Regions from separate parts of the Homo sapiens genome. Here region 2 is linked to region 1. The links are chromatin loops, found by intact Hi-C in ENCODE. Cell type or tissue: chondrocyte. All regions are shown on one strand.

Region 1 (8,000 bases):
TTATGGCAACCCATTTTCCTGGATTCTATAAACAGAGACACAGGCTTTAAATTACCAAAATCACACTGTTCAAAAACACCTCATTTTTCAAGGCAAGAAAATAAAATAAAAAGTTCTTTCTCAAAGTCAAAACAATTCTTTTCTGCTCAGCTTTCTAGATGCCTAAGGGCTTTTTGGTTGTTATTATTCCCTGACTTTCTAGCTATCCACCTGACCTTCAGCTTCTCTGTCAATCCAATTGGTTCATTATTTCCTTGCCAAAATCATCTTCTTAAAATTTAAATTTGATCATTTTACTTTCTGGGAAAAAAACCTCCATATGCTCTCCAATAGCAATAGAACAAAGGCCAAATTACTTTGCATAATCCTAATCACTATCCATTTCTTTCCTAATGCCCCTTCTTCACCACATTCCTGTGATGTCATCTACTTCCCCTTCTCTGGCCTTATCCCACAGCTCCTTTCCAGTCTCCTCCTCTTCATTCTAGACCTATGAATGTAGACATGCTCCACAAGTACATTTTCAACCTTCTGCTTTTCTCTCTGGATATCCTCTTCCCAGAGAGCTCAAATGTTCCCAAGTTGTCCCTGATAATACCTCCAAACACCACCTTGAGCAGTGCTACCCAACAGAAATACGTCAGCTGCAAACAAAAACTACACATTTTTAAATTTTCCAGTAGCCACATTTAAAAAGTAAGGAGAAGCTGATGAACTTATTTTAATCATATATTTTATTTAACTGAATATATTCAAAATATTATGATTTCAACATGTAGCTAATATTCTTAAATTGACATATTTTACATTTTTTAACTGTCTTGGAAATGGATGTACATTACACTTACAGTATATCCCAGTTAGGATTAGCCACATTTTGTTAGCCACAGTCTTCAATGGCCACATGTGCCCAATGGCTACCATATTCAACAGTGCAGATCTAATGCTCTAAACACTTTCTCAAAGTATGCCTTTGGTAACCCACTCAACATCTACCCAAGAATGCCCTCCCAGCACTTCAACCTCCAGGTCTAAAACAAAATACATTTCCCTCCTACATTTCCTAGTGCCTCACAAAAGCACCAGCTCCCCTTCCTGACTTCCTTGTAGCTACCAGTAGGCCCAAAAATATACCGATATTTGGGTTCTATAACTATTGAAATATTGAGGAAGCAGAAGGAATCTTTCAGGTCATCCTATCCAACCTCTAGGATTTTCCTCTACAGAGTGGTTTCTAACATATGGCTAAAGCTTCTGTGAGCCTCCTGATATTGTAGGCAAAATGTCCATACCTGGATTTTTCTGGCAAAAATGTATCTTTAGCTTTAAACAAGAGTTTAAACACCATGACCCAGGCTCAGCTCTGCCTCTTCTCTCTTCTGTAACGGCCACACCCAATTTATTACCAAATCCTGATCACTCAACTTTCCTGATCTCTCTAATGCAAACCTACTTCTCCCTTCCCACTGCCACTGACTTAGAATTATGTGCATATTTCTTGGAGTGCTTTAGCTACGAGAGCAAGAGACTCTGCCAGGGATCAACAGGGCCAGTCTGCTATTAGCAAAAGAGCAGCTATAGCATAATCACACATGAATACCCATAATAGATTCAGCTAGGCCGAAAAGATTAGAAAACAGAATCAAAACCAGGGCAGCAGGAAGATGAACTCTGACTAGTGCTGCAAGCCAGACTGTACCAAGGGATGTCTCAGCCATTGAAGAGGTCATGTCTGACACACCACTGGGGTCCTTGGTTTGTAGATCTCAGTGCTCTGAGGAGAGGATGGCTGAGTTGTTTTGTTTTGTTGTTTTCAGGAACCCTCAGTATTTCCCTGTTCAGGTACCTGGGGCAAACTTGGCCTTCCTCTCCTGTGCTTGCACCCATGCCAAACAGATTGGTTCTCATTTGCACAAGATATTTTCTGGTATCCTCAGGTTACCAGAATTGGGGAGGCATTTTAGGGGAACATTCTCTGTGTCTGAGTAGAGATTGCTTCCCTCCAGAGTCTGGTGATTCCTCCAAGTCTCTACCTTTTCCAGATTTGATAACAGATTTCTGGAAGTTGGACTTTGGACTACAGCCTCAACAAATGATATTATCTCATTTATTTATTTATTTATTTATTTATTTATTTTTTGAGACGGAGTTTTGGTCTGTCACCCAGGCTGGAGTGCAACGGCGTGATCTCGGCTCACTGCAGCCTCCACCTTCCAAGTTCAAGCTATTCTGCTTCAGCCTCCCAAGTAGCTGGGACTACAGGTGCATGCCACCACTCCCGGCTAGTTTTTGTATTTTTAGTAGAGACGGGGTTTCACCATGTTGGCCAGGCTAGTCTAGAACTCCTGACCTCAAATGATCCACCCACCTTGGCCTCCCAAAGGGCTGGGATTACAGGTGTGAGCCACTGTGCACAGCCTGGAATGCACTTATTTTAAAACAAATTTATTCAAAAGAAATACACTTATTTGAATCTGGGCTAAATATGATAGATGAAATGGTAATTTAGAATGTCCAAGCTCTTCTCAATAATGTAAGAAATCTCTCTTATAGCACACATTAATATTATGACTTAAAGGTCCTTTTCAAAAAACTAAACAACAAAATAAAAAAGGAAGAAATTGAGGGGAAAAGGAAGGGAAGGAGAGGAAAAAGGCAGAAGAGAAGATGGGAGGGAGAGAAGGTAGGAGGACAGAAGGGAAATAAGAAGCAAGAAGAGAAAGGAAGGAGAGAGGGATAAAATGAGGTTAAAAAAAGGAGAGAAGAAAAGTAAGAAAGAAGAAAGGGAGGAAGGAGAGAAGGAAGGAAAGAAAGAGGTAGAGAGAAAAAGGAGGGAAAAACACATCTCAAATCACGTTAATATAGTAGATGCAATGCTTTATTAATCGTGTAGAAAATTAGATCAATTAATCATTACTTTTCCAAGTGTAATTAAAATATTAAATTATTTTGCTTGCATTAATCATGGTTAGTGAAAAGCTACTAACACCACTTTTTCTGTAAATTTTTGTTAATAAATCTAGGGAAAATGCAGTTATTTGGAAAAATTAAACAAAAGCTTTTAAGCTGAAGGATTATAATTTGAAATTCTTTGCACCTGTGATTCTTCCAAAACAGCTGGAAGATGGGATCTTTGTTGCCCTCATCTTATTCTGTGTGTGCTGTATGATGCAATGATGAGGTTCTCTAGATTCTGAAGTCAAATCTGGACTCCAGAGGGGAATCTGGAATTTTCAACGTTTGCTAATAGATAACATAAATACAACTCACTCATTCAGTCTTATTGCTTAGCAACAGCAGAAAATGCATCTGGTATGTGCCTTGCCCTTAGTAGTTCAATACTCATATGTGAAAAATTATTATTTTTTGTGTTTTGGAATATTGCTAATGAACTACAGATAAGGCAGAGAGTGTAATGAAAACAAAAATAAAATGGAAATATATAAATAAAAAAACACAAATTACCATTTCTTTCTGTAAATCTTTGTACATTTGGGGGAAATCTATATTTGCAGGAATTTGGAGGAAAAATCAACATGAAACAAAGGTTTTTCAGGTGTTCATTAGAGTGTGACAGGTAGGGCTCTCTGGAAGAAACAGGGAGGTGGGGTTTGAGGTCACAGCCTATGAAGGGAAGGGAGGGGAAGCAGGATTATGCAGAAGCCACTCTGGGATGCAGGTTCCTCCAAGATGATCCATGTGCTTTGTTTCCTCAGAAAATAATACACTGGAAACACTTTGGGGCCTTTTGTTTTTTTTTTTGAGACCGAGTCTTGCTCTGTTACCCAGGCTAGAGTGCAATGGCGCAATCTTGGCTCACTGCAACCTCCACCTCCTGGGTTCAAGCAGTTCTCCTGCCTCAGCCTCCCAAGTAGCAGTGATTACAGCTCACGCCACCATGCCTGGCTAATTTTTTTTTTATTATTATTTGTTGGCTAGGCTGGTCTCGAACTCCTGATCTCAGGTGATCCACCTGCCTCGGCCTCCCAAAGTAGGGGACATTGTTTTTAAAAAGTTAAAGGATACAAAATTAAAAAGCTAGATAGGAGGAATAGGTTCTAGTGCTCTACACTACTGTAGGATGATTATATTGAATAATAATTAACAGTAGAGTTTCAAATAACTAAAAGAAGGATATTGAATGTTCCCAATATGAAGCAATGATAAATGCTTGATGACAGATATGCTAATTACCCTGATCTAAGCACCATATATTATATGTATCAAAATATCAATATGTACCCCACAAACATGTACAGTTATTGTGTGTCGATGTTAAAAAGAAAAAAGAAAAATAGTTTGGATGGATCCTCAAAATGTTCTATCTCATTCAGCTTCCATAAGTGACATTTATTAAAAGTTTTTGATTAAAAAGGAAACTTTTTATGAATTATGATTGTGACAAAGATTCTGTGCTTGACCAAACTTTGGTCCAGCTTGTGAATGTTCTCCGAGGCCTATCTGTGCACTTTCTTATAAAACACGGTTTTAGAAGAACCCTGCTAACTTTAGCAAGAACCCTCCATCCTTGATATCTGATCAGGTTCCTAACCCTCCACCATCCCCCAGATGATATCTGATCATCCTGGTCTATCCTCAGCAAGAATCTAATTAGTTCAGTTTGGCCAGAATCCTGCTTACTCCTGGTGTTATTTCTTAGCAATTTTTCATGCATGACTCCCGCCTTGCACCTTGGCTATAAATTCCCTCTTGCCAATACTGTATTTGGAATTAAGCCCAATCTTTCTCCCCACGGAAAAATCCCGCTGCAATGGTCCCCATATTATAATGGTCCTGGATAAACTGCCTGTTTATTTGAAGTATGGTAGTACTTTAAAGTGTCATTGAGTTTTTTTTCTTTAACCATTATTAGGGAAATACACCAAAATGTTAACATTGGTTGTATTTTTTCTGCTTCTATGTACTTGTCTTCATTTACCTGTTATCAAGAGTAAGCATGTATAACTCTTAAGGAAGTTATAATTATACAATAAAAACCCAACACCAAAAGGGGTGAGACAAGTGTTTATGGGGCAAAGAGTGTGAAATGAGAAAGTTTGGATCTAAAAAATTAAAAATTAACAATGGTTTATTTTGATTGACTGGAATTATAAATAATTTTATTTCCAAATTTCTTTCTTTCTTTTTTTTTTAATGGAGTCTTACTCTGTCTCCCAGGCTGGAGTGCAGTGGTGCAATTTTGGCTCACTGCAGCCTCCACCTCCCGGATTCAAGCGATTCTCCTGCCTCAGTCTCCAGAGTAGCTGGGATTACAGGCAACTGCCACCACGCCCAGCTAATTTTTGTATTTTTAGTAGAGACAGAGTTTCACCATGTTGGCCAGGCTGGTCTCAAACTCCTCACCTCAAGTGAACCGCCCTCCTCAGCCTCCCAAAGTGCTGGGGTTACAGGCATAAGCCACCGCGCCCAGCCTACTTTTCCAAATTTCTTATAGAGAGGAGTTATTACCTTTATCATGGGGAAAAAAGCAAGTCCTTCAAACACTTTTGATCTTAAAATATATTTAAAATATAAAATAATGAACCTGGTGGAGACGTTAACCTTGGGTAGCTGACACAGGTACTTCTCCAAGGAGAGAAATAAACAGTTGACATAGCTTTAAGTCTTCCTAAACTCAGGTTGCAATAGGAGCAGTACAGTTTGCTGAGAGGGACAGTGAACAGCAGTATTCGGAATAGAGGAGCGGCCTCCAGTACAATGACTAGTTAGAGGTTCTTTCGGGGATTCTCAGGGTTTCTGAAAGTGGAAATGCCTCTTCATCTGGAGCACTTTTGAAAGGGACCTCGATCTATCTTTCCTCCATGCAGGGGGCTTTCCAAACACATCATATGAAAATTACAGCAAGTGGCATCTGTCCTGTTAACATCCCTCTCCCCATGAGTCATTCAGGTGTTCATCACACCCACAGACCCTCCACTCACACCACCATCTCCCACCATCAAAATTATTCGTACCAGTGTGACTAGAGGCCTGCTGGATTCTCCCCTCATCCACTCAGAGGATGTCTCTTAGAAACCATGCCAAGCAGGGTGCGAACCATCCAACTCCAAGCAAAGCCTGTGCTGCCGCAACTCTGCCTCACGGACTCAAAGACTGTCACTGGTGGTCACAGAATTAGTCAACAGGAACTTGACTGTACTGGGGGAAGTTTTCCAGGCCTCATCTCATCTCTCAGTTCCAAAGAGCTAATCTGAGAAATAAATTAAACCTTTTACAGTATTGCTGCTGTAAAATCAAAAGGAAAATCATAAATGTTGTAGAAATTGCAATCTTGATGCCATTTAAAATGCCATATCTTTTCAGTCAACGCAATGCCTAGGTTATATTTTTCTCCTTTAAATCAAGTAGGCCACTTAAAGAGATAATCTGAATATGAATACATTCTACATTATAACACAGAAGAGATAGAGATTAAATGGATTTTTAAAATTTTAGAAACTTGGAATGAATTGATTCCATAATATATATATATCTCCTTCAGAGAATTATTTTACTTTAAAATCTCCAGTGAAAGATATTTGAAAGCCATCTTTGTTTTTATGTATATTTGAAATTTCTGATTGATTTTGCAATGTAATCTTTTAATAGTCTTAGAATATATTCCATTTTTTAAAAATCATTTCTTTTGTTTCTGAATTTAAGATGTATAATCATCTTATAATTGTATAAAATATTCTAAAAAGCATTGCAATCTAATATCTGATTTTACGGAATTAATTTTTTATTCTATACAAACAGAGTCTTAACTAATTTCAGGGAGAATGATCTGTTTGTAATTTAACCTTCAAATTAAAATCCAACTAGCTATAAGCTTTTAGATGCCTGCCTCATAGGGAATGAGATATTTATGAGGGAAGTCTAATGGTTAAGTCCTAAAGTCTTCCCTTGGAAGAAGGATAAAAGGTTTCTAATCATTGAATTTTTAAAAAATCATTAATGAAGGTATTAACTGGACTAAGGCATAAGGGGTAAAGAGTGGCCTTTAATGAGATTTGAAGACTTGTTCTAGAATATATGTTTTGCCAGAATAAAACATGTATCTTCTGATGGGATTTGGAAAGGTAGCTACCAAACCAGGGAAAAGAGTCCATTGGAGAGGGGAGAATGGAAACACTTCTACCTGGCGCATGTAGGGTACAGGTGGGTATGGAAGGCGCGATATGCGAATATAGGGTTTATCCCCAGGCGTCAAGGTACATGAGAGGTGGGAAACAGTGCTCAGCACAAGTGAGTGCCATATACTGTTTATTCTTAACAGGTCAAAAGACAACAAGAATGTATTAGGCAGCAAAGGGGTATTACATCACTCTGAGTAACACCATGTGTGTTAGAGCTGACTATTCTAGGTATATTTGTAGCCACCCTTGGTGTAAAAGATTTTTTTTAATTTATTTATTTAGGTATGGTTCATTGCCCATTTAAACTTAAAGCAAATGTAATTTTTGGCAATCTATTTCCCTAGTTTAAATTTGTCGCTGTTGATTTGGTGAGAGCCACTCACAACATAGATGAAAAGGCATATGGCCAGGCACAGAAAGACAGACACTGCATGATCTCACTGAAATGTAGAACTAAAAAAGTCGAACTTATGGAAGCAGAGATTAGAATGATGGTTACCCAGGGTTGAGGGCAGAGGGGAGAATCGGGCAAAGGATACAATATTTCAGTTACATAGAGGGAATACGTTCAAGAGATCTACTGTACAGCATGATGACTAGTTAAAAACAATGTACTGAATACTTGAAAATAGCAAAGAGAGTGGATTTTAAATTTTCTTACCACAAAAAAAGTTTACTATCAGTATGCTAATTAGCTTGATTTAGCCATTCTACAATGCATACATATTTCAAAACATCATATTTTATACCATAAATACATACAAATTTATTTTCAACTAAAAAAACTAAAATAGCATATGGGTTAACACAAATTATCATTTAAGGCGCTATTTAATTGAAGCAGTTATTTCATCTAGGCTT
Region 2 (8,000 bases), 500 kb before region 1:
AGGCACTATGGCAAGTTGTAGATTTGTAAATCCCCTGTTAATAAAGAGATCTCTCTAACTGAATTCTCACACTTGTGCCTTGGTTTGTTATTTCAAAACACTAAAAATTTTTTGCATTACTTAGTAGCAGATATGTTTCAATCAAAAATACATAGGAAAAATAATAAGACAGTCAACTGTTTTATTTTTCAAAGGTAGGGGAGGCATTTTATTTTATTTTTTAAACTTTCCTAACCCTATTTATTACATAAATAGGAGAATTTATGAATTTCTTATGAAAACAAGACTAGAAGAGACTAAAGTGAAGACATCGAGCCTCCTCACTGGCTGACGTTTATTGTTGAGAAAAGTTTAAGCCCCTTCATATCTTCCACATCTCCCATAACTTCTATTTTGGCATAATGCTAAAAGAGTATTCTATATATTTAAATATAATGAAGGCTATAGTATATTCAAAAGTTGGATTACATTGACTAGTCAATTCAAACAACCATTAATGGTTGTCAGTCAATGTAATCCAACTTTTGAATGTGCTATAGCCTTCATTATATTGCATTAAATGCAGCTTAAACTTCCTGAGCAGTTTAAGCACTTTAAGCTACACTGCTAATCTGTTATAATAGACTAATGCAATGTTCCATTGTTTGTGTTCATTCTGAGTCTGCAAATTTAGTCCTTTCAATTCACTCTTTTTTTAATATTATTTTATTATATTTTTATTTATTTTTTATTTTACTTTAAGCTCTGGGGTACAAGTGCAGAACGTGCAGGTTTATTACATAGGTATACATGTGCCATGGTGGTTTGCGGCACCCATCAACCCATCATCTACATTAGGTATTTCTCCTAATGCTATCCCTCCCCAGCCCCCCACCCACTAACAAGCCCTGGTGTTGATGTTCCCCTCCCTGTGTCCATGTGTTCTAATTGTTCAACTCCCACTTTTGAATGAGAACACATGGTGTTTGGTTTTCTGTTCTTGTGTTAGTTCGCTGAGAATGATGGTTTCCAGCTTCATCCATGTCCCTGCAAAGGACATGAACTCATCCTTTTTTATGGCTGCATAGTATTCCATGGTGTATATGTGCCACATTTTCTTTATCCAGTCTATCACTGATGGGCATTTGGGTTGTTATCAAGTCTTTGATATTGTGAACAGTGCCACAGTAAACATATGTGTGCATGTGTCTTTATAATAGAATTATTTATTTTAATTTGAGATGGAGTCTTGCTCTGCTGCCCAGGCTGGAGCACAGTGGCATGATCTCAGCTCACTGCAACTTTTGCTTCCCAGGTTCAAATAATTCTCCTGCCTCAGCCTTCCAAATAGCTAGGATTACAGGTGCCCACCACCAAAGCCAGCTAATTTTTTGTATTTTTAGTAGAGACAGAACTTCACCATGTTGGCCAGGCTGGTCTCGAACTTCCAGCCTCAGGTGATCCACCCACCTCGGCCTCCCAAAGTTATGATTACAGGCATGAGCCACTGTGCCTGGCCTCAATTCACTCTCTTAACCAGAAAAATCAGTCAAATATTAGATTATTCCACAGTTAAATTATAATTAAAATAATCTGAGCAACTTAATCATCAACATTCTTTTATTTCTTAATATATATATTTTAAATTTCCTAACTAAAATGTATTGATTTAGTATTTTTTAAAAAAGTGTTTTTAGTATTCATATTTTGTACAAGTGCATGGCACATACGTAAATTTAAGAAATATTAAACTTATTAAGATAACAAGAATTTCAAGTACTTATTTTTTATGTTTCCAACACCACTTCTTTTTTTATTTTTTATTTTAAGCTGTTTATCATGTTAGGGCTAATGAGCATGCAGTATAATATGCTTACATATTATTTATGTAATTCTAGAATTACCTATTTTGATGACAATGCTAAATTCTTATGCCTCTTTTTTTTAATTACTACTGATAGCACAGTTAGATTTTCTACTCTCAATTTTATAAAAGTGGAAAAATATAATATTCATTTATATTTTAGGTAAAAATTTGAAAATCTATAATTTTAACAATTATTTTCCATAACCTAAATGTGACTGTATGTTTTGAATATGTATAAACAGTGAATATTTATTTTAATAAATACTGTTTTGCAGTCCATGTAAACCATGCAGAAGCAAATTTATTTGGGACTGATTACAGACTTTAATAGCTCATCTCATGAGGACATAAGCAGATCAAATTAAAGTATTAATAATACTCTGACACAATTGATTTGATACTCCAGGCGAAAATATTATCATGGATCACAGTGCAGGAAAACATGGTATTGGTTATTCTAGGTAAATAAAGGGTAGGAAATTTATTATACTTTTTTTATTTTGACCCCATGAGGTAAGATTTGGTCTTAAATGCTACATGATCATAGCATGAACCCAACAGCTTAGAATTTCTAAGCCATCCTAAAATTGCTTTAGTGACGTTTAGTAAACAAATATTTTTGGATGTTTCTTTTTACCAGGCAATATGCTGGGCATGGGGAATATGAAGATGACAGAAGTACACATTATCCCAGTTTATTAGTTTATGTTTACTGTTTGTTTTATATGTTATGAAAGAAAACAAATGAATAGAAAATTCAAATAAACAGAGAAAACAAATAGTGGGTAATGTGCACATGTTTACTTTAGAAAGGTGACTGGAACTGGCTTTTCTGTGGAAGCAATATTGAATGGGAGATTTAAAAATCAAGAAGAATGGCCAGGTGCAGTGGCTCACACCTATAATACCAGCACTTTGGGAGGCTGAGGCAGGTGGATCACATGAGATCAGGAGTTTGAGACCAGCCTAACCAACAAAACGAAACCTCATCTCTACTAAAAATGCAAAAATTAGCTGGGCTTGGTGGTGAGCACCTGTAATCCCAGCTACTCAGGAGGCTGAGGCGGGAGAATTGCTTAAACCCAGGAAGCGGAAGTTTCAGTGAGCGGAGATGGCACCATTGCACTCCAGCCCTGGGGGCAAGAGCAAAACTCCATCTCAAAAAGAAAAAAAATCAAGAAAAAGATAGTTATAGGAACCACAGGGGGAAGAGCAGTCCAGAAAAGTGTGGTAGCCCTTGGTTAATGTGAAGAAATTAAGAGAAGTTCAGTTTAGCTTCAGAGTATATCACATTGGATGATATCGAAGACAGACATGAATTCATATTTTATTTCAAGTAATAAGCAAACGTTGGCCCTTCATAAACATAAAAGATAAATTGTGCAATTTATATTTTTGAAAAGTCATTCAGTTTGCTGTGTTGATATTGCAGAGTTATATAAAAAGTGGGAAGACCCTTTCCGTGGCTGTAACAGTAAGATAACAGAGCTGATGGTGGCTTTCACTAGGGGAGTGGAGATGAAATTTGTGAGGACTCAGGGAGAACAACTGTGATAGTAATAGTGATTGTAATATATAGTGGCCAAGGGTATTTACAACAGGAATTATAATGTTGCGTAATGGAATCTAGGTTAGACAAAAGAAAAAAGGAATGCCAAAAGATACTAAATCATCATGAAAATAGCATGAGAATAATGGCCTAAAACTTACAATGAAATTAAATAATTGAGATATTGAGATTTTTAAGCAAGTATTATGGAAGATAAGAGGTTGCAGTTGGGAAACAAACTTCTAGAAATAAAATTCCAAAGGTAGCCCAAAATCTGAAGATGATACATCCAGCAGGGGGCTGTCTTAGTCCATTTGAGCTGCTGTAACAAAATGCCTTAGACTGGGTCATTTGTAAACAGCAGAAATGTATTGTTCACATTCTGGTGGCTGGAAAGTGTAAGATCAAGTTGCCAGCAGACACAGTGTCTGTTGAGGGCTTGCTCTCTCCTTCACAGTTGGCACCATCTTGCTGCATCCTCACACGGTGGAAGGGACAAACAGGGTTTCTCAAGCATCTTTTACAAGACCACTAATTCCAGTCATGCCCTCATCACCTCCTAAAGCCTCCACCTCTTAACACTGTCACAATGGCTATTACATTTCAACATAAGAATCTGTGGGGCACACCAACATTCAAACCTTAACAGTGTCCATGGCAGTGGATAGATAGGTAACTTGGAGGGGAAGGAAAGATAAATGATAACAAGACAGACTGAGGCAGTAGAGTGTTAGATAGTTAAGCTCTGCAGAGGTGGAATTCAAAGTGATTAATGACAGGCATTCAGGGAAAGGGGAACAAAGTCTTTAGTGAATTAGATGAAGTTAATAGAAGTTAAAAAATAGAGTCTGGACTTTTAAATATAATTGTTGAGCTTTAAAAGCAATCCAGAAGTTGAAGCTATAAACAAAGCTACAATTATTCATTAAAGTACTATAAAACAAAGCAATCTTCTCATCTCAAATGTAGAGATAATTATATTTGATTTGAAATTACATAAATTGAATTTCAACCTTAGCATGATAAAGCCCTTTGAGAGTCTTAGAAAGAAGCTGCTACATATATACAACTTATTACCATTAGAAAAGCAACTTGACCCTGAAATCTGTGCTTGGAATGCATTTTATTTTTCTAATTTATTATTTTAAGAGCAGTTGTAATACAAAATACAATTCCGTTTAAATAGATATATAGTATAGTATGACTTCAGATTTGTTTATTGTGCTTTATTATATAAGTAAAAGAAAAAATAATGTTTTCCTTAACAAAGCAATAAATTTATTGTGCAAAGGCAAAGATTGCTTCAGTTTGAATTTCTTGCCAAACCAGATAATTAGAACATACAAACAAGGGCTGATTTTTTTTCGCAGAATATAAAGACTGATATAAGGAGACATGCATTATTGGAAAGGCAATTATACATCAAGAGTTTGTCCAAAAGAGAAGATGCATCTGGCGTTTCTAATTTGATATATGAGTAATCTGAGATTGAATTTATCACAGAAAAACCTGTAATCATAGGACCTTTAGAAAGATCAAATTATGGGTGATCAGAAAGCATTAGCATCACCTGTGAATCAGGAATGCTTCTGCTCTAAGGAAAAGCCTCTTGATTCAAAACTTTTTCAATTTTTTTACCCCAGTTTTTTCTTACCACAGTTTCCATCAGTCTGGCACAAGAAATCTTTGGCTTAAAAAACAAATAGCAGGATAAGAAAATCTTAAAGTGCAAACTCTAAACACAATGCATAAATAAAGTTCGATATATTTAAAATATTTTTAATTTTCTTTGAGTTCCCTCCTAAATACTGGCTATATTTCTTTGGGTTCCTTCCTAAATGTGAGTATCAGCTAACATTATAAAACAAAACATGTAATTAAAAATTTGGTTTCATTGCTAATTATCCATTCCTAGAATTCTAGGCTGAAAGACAGTGCTTAGTTTTAATATTCGAGTAAGGTATTTCTAAAAAACATTATGCATCTGGAACAGTGGTTTCTAAAGTCCAGGGTTATTTCCACAGACTTACATTCTTAGCAGAGAAGTTTAGTTATTTATTGACATGGTAAATTATTGAGCTCTGAATTTTTGTTTCCTCTTCTCTGTGGAGGTAGATGAAGTTAGATGAAGCAAAAGATGATTTCTACCACTCTGTATTCTTTGGATTCCAGTGATGTAACTTAACTCAAAAACTTATAAAAGCAAATGAAGTCCATTGTACAAATGTGCAATGGAAATATTAAGACTTTGGTTGAAAGTTTGATTAAAATAAAACTGACATCATATAATTCTAACAGTGCTATCGAAGCCATGCATCTGATAGCATTGCTGCTTTAATTCATAATTTATAAGAATGAGGAAGAGCTGGCTAACATGTCTGCATCTGTCAACCTTAATGTGTTATGATTACTAAAAATCTGTAATTAAGTGAAGAACTGCTAGTCTTTTTTTGTGTTTGCGGACAGATCTTAAACAAATAAAATTCTATGGAAGTGATTTGACAGAGCCTAGGAAAGAGGAGGAATGCTATAGCATTAAGAGCTCATCCTCTGAGTTAGATAAACTATGTGTTCGTTCTGTCTTTCCCACTTATAGGGGTGTAATTTTCAGAAATTCAGCTGGTTCCCCTAAGCCTCATATTTGTTTGTAAAATATTATTATTAAATGAATAGAGTTTTGATAATTAAGTACATGTTATATATAAAACACTTAATGACCTTCATGTAGTTGACCTCAGTATATTACATGTACATATACATAATACATGTATGCATATGTGTGTTTATATGTATACTTGTAAATGTTTTCTTATTATTAGATAGATACTCAAAATGGATTTTGCTCAGAGAATTTACATCACAAATATTATTGTACTCTATAGCTTCTTCCATTAAAAAGGCATGTGCAAAATTCAAGTTCATAAAACCATTTCTTAAGTAGCAGGAAAATCACCATCTCCACTATATTCTATTTTAAAATTTTCAGAAAAATCAGTTGACATTAAGATGGTGTATTAGTCTGTTTTTACACAGAGCTGCCTGAAACTGGGTAATTTATAAAGAAAAAAGGTTTAATTAACTCACAGTTTCACATGGATGGGGAGGCCTCAGGAAACTTACAATCATGGCAGAAGGTGAAGCAGGCACATATTACAGGGTGGCAGGTGAGAGAGAGAGAGAGAGAGAGACGGAAAGAGAGAGAGAGAGACAGACAGAGAGACAGACAGACAGAGAGACAGACAGAGAGACAGAAAGAGGAAACCACTGCTGATGAAACCATCAGATCTCATGAGAACTCACTCACTCTCACAAGAACAGCATGGGGGGAAACCACCTCCATGATCCAAACATCCCCCACAGGTCCCTCCCGAGACAGGTGGAGACTACAGTTTAGATGGCAATTCAAGATGAAATTTGGGGTGTGGACACAGCCAAACCATATCAGATGGTAAAAGAGATTTCATTTGCCATGTAAATACATCACAAATGTAATCTTCTACCTTTTTGTGTCTACTTTGCTGCATGTCATTCACTCATTTATCTATCCCTTGGTCACTACAAAATATAGAAGTGCCTACTAAACCACATTGAATTACTCTCAGTGTGATTTTTAAAATATGCTCTAATATTGCTTTAATCAGACTGTCTCAATAACCATAGCAGCTCATTGTACAGCTGTTAGATAAAAAGAGTTTTACTTAATTGCCTTGAAGTTTACTTGATTTTGGAACTGTACATATCTGAGTCACTGATAATGTTCTAGAAATGGTTTCTGCAAATTTGCAGATTAACAGACCGTTTCTATGGATTACTTATGTTTGAGTTCTGTAAATCTAATTTAAATAAGTAGCTGTTTTCCTCGATGAGCAATTTTATAAAGAAGCAACTATTAATGGGGATCTGTTTATGGATTATTTAATGTCACTATGAAGTTTTAAATTTTTTTCTTGGAGAACAGAAACACCAAATCTTAACAACAAACCAAATAAACAAACTTCTCAAACACTTAAATTAGAAAATAAAATTAGATAAGCATAATAAAATTAGAAAAATGTGATATTCTTATTATCTTGAAGATAAATTATTTCTGCTCCATAATTTGTTTTTAGAATAATTTCTGCTCCATAATTTGTTTTTAGAATACTTTCTAAATAATGATTATTTACACATTCTACAGTAAATTATTCTTCTGTCTGCACATTGGTTGTTTCTAACTCTAGTGGGGAAAAGATTTTTACTGACTGATAATCAGCAAAATATAAAGTAACAAGAATACACCACCAAAATTTGAGAATACCAAGTGCTCTTTAAAACACACTGATATATGAACTCTCATAATTTCCCCACATTATTTTTCTGAGATTGTTTCACAGGCAGAATTCTTAAGTTTCTAAGTACTGTGATTTCAGCATTTGGCATCAGAAGAAAACAGCAGGCCTGAGAAGCTTATACTTACAATATTGAAAAAGAAAAGTGAAGAAGAAATTTTAGAAGCAGAATATGGGGAATGTAAAGCCCCTTTTTCACTGCATCATATGCAGACTATCTTAAATTTATTAATAATATATTAACAGATAAAGCCTTTATTATTTTTAGATTTCATGT

What was found. Hi-C counts contacts between places; a loop is a spot of excess contacts. Peaks named below come from ENCODE experiments on the same cell type or tissue, not always from the same donor. Only the 100,000 strongest peaks of a DNase experiment are listed, where the experiment ranks them.
Region 2: it touches region 1 in a loop (3-fold over the local background); 30 of 110 quality-filtered maps call a loop at or near these places.

The regions. Positions count from the first base shown.
Region 1 is chr21:25,390,474-25,398,473 of GRCh38, forward strand. The region is part of intron 4 of LINC00158 (long intergenic non-protein coding RNA 158); the gene reads right to left. Among named protein-coding and RNA genes, the nearest start is that of LINC00158, 37 kb to the right of the region's middle. In chondrocyte, no CTCF peak of the experiment used is centred here; no DNase peak of the experiment used is centred here.
Region 2 is chr21:24,892,632-24,900,631 of GRCh38, forward strand. The region is part of intron 2 of LINC01692 (long intergenic non-protein coding RNA 1692); the gene reads left to right. Among named protein-coding and RNA genes, the nearest start is that of LINC01692, 56 kb to the left of the region's middle. In chondrocyte, a CTCF peak has its summit at 3,672 (motif pointing right); no DNase peak of the experiment used is centred here.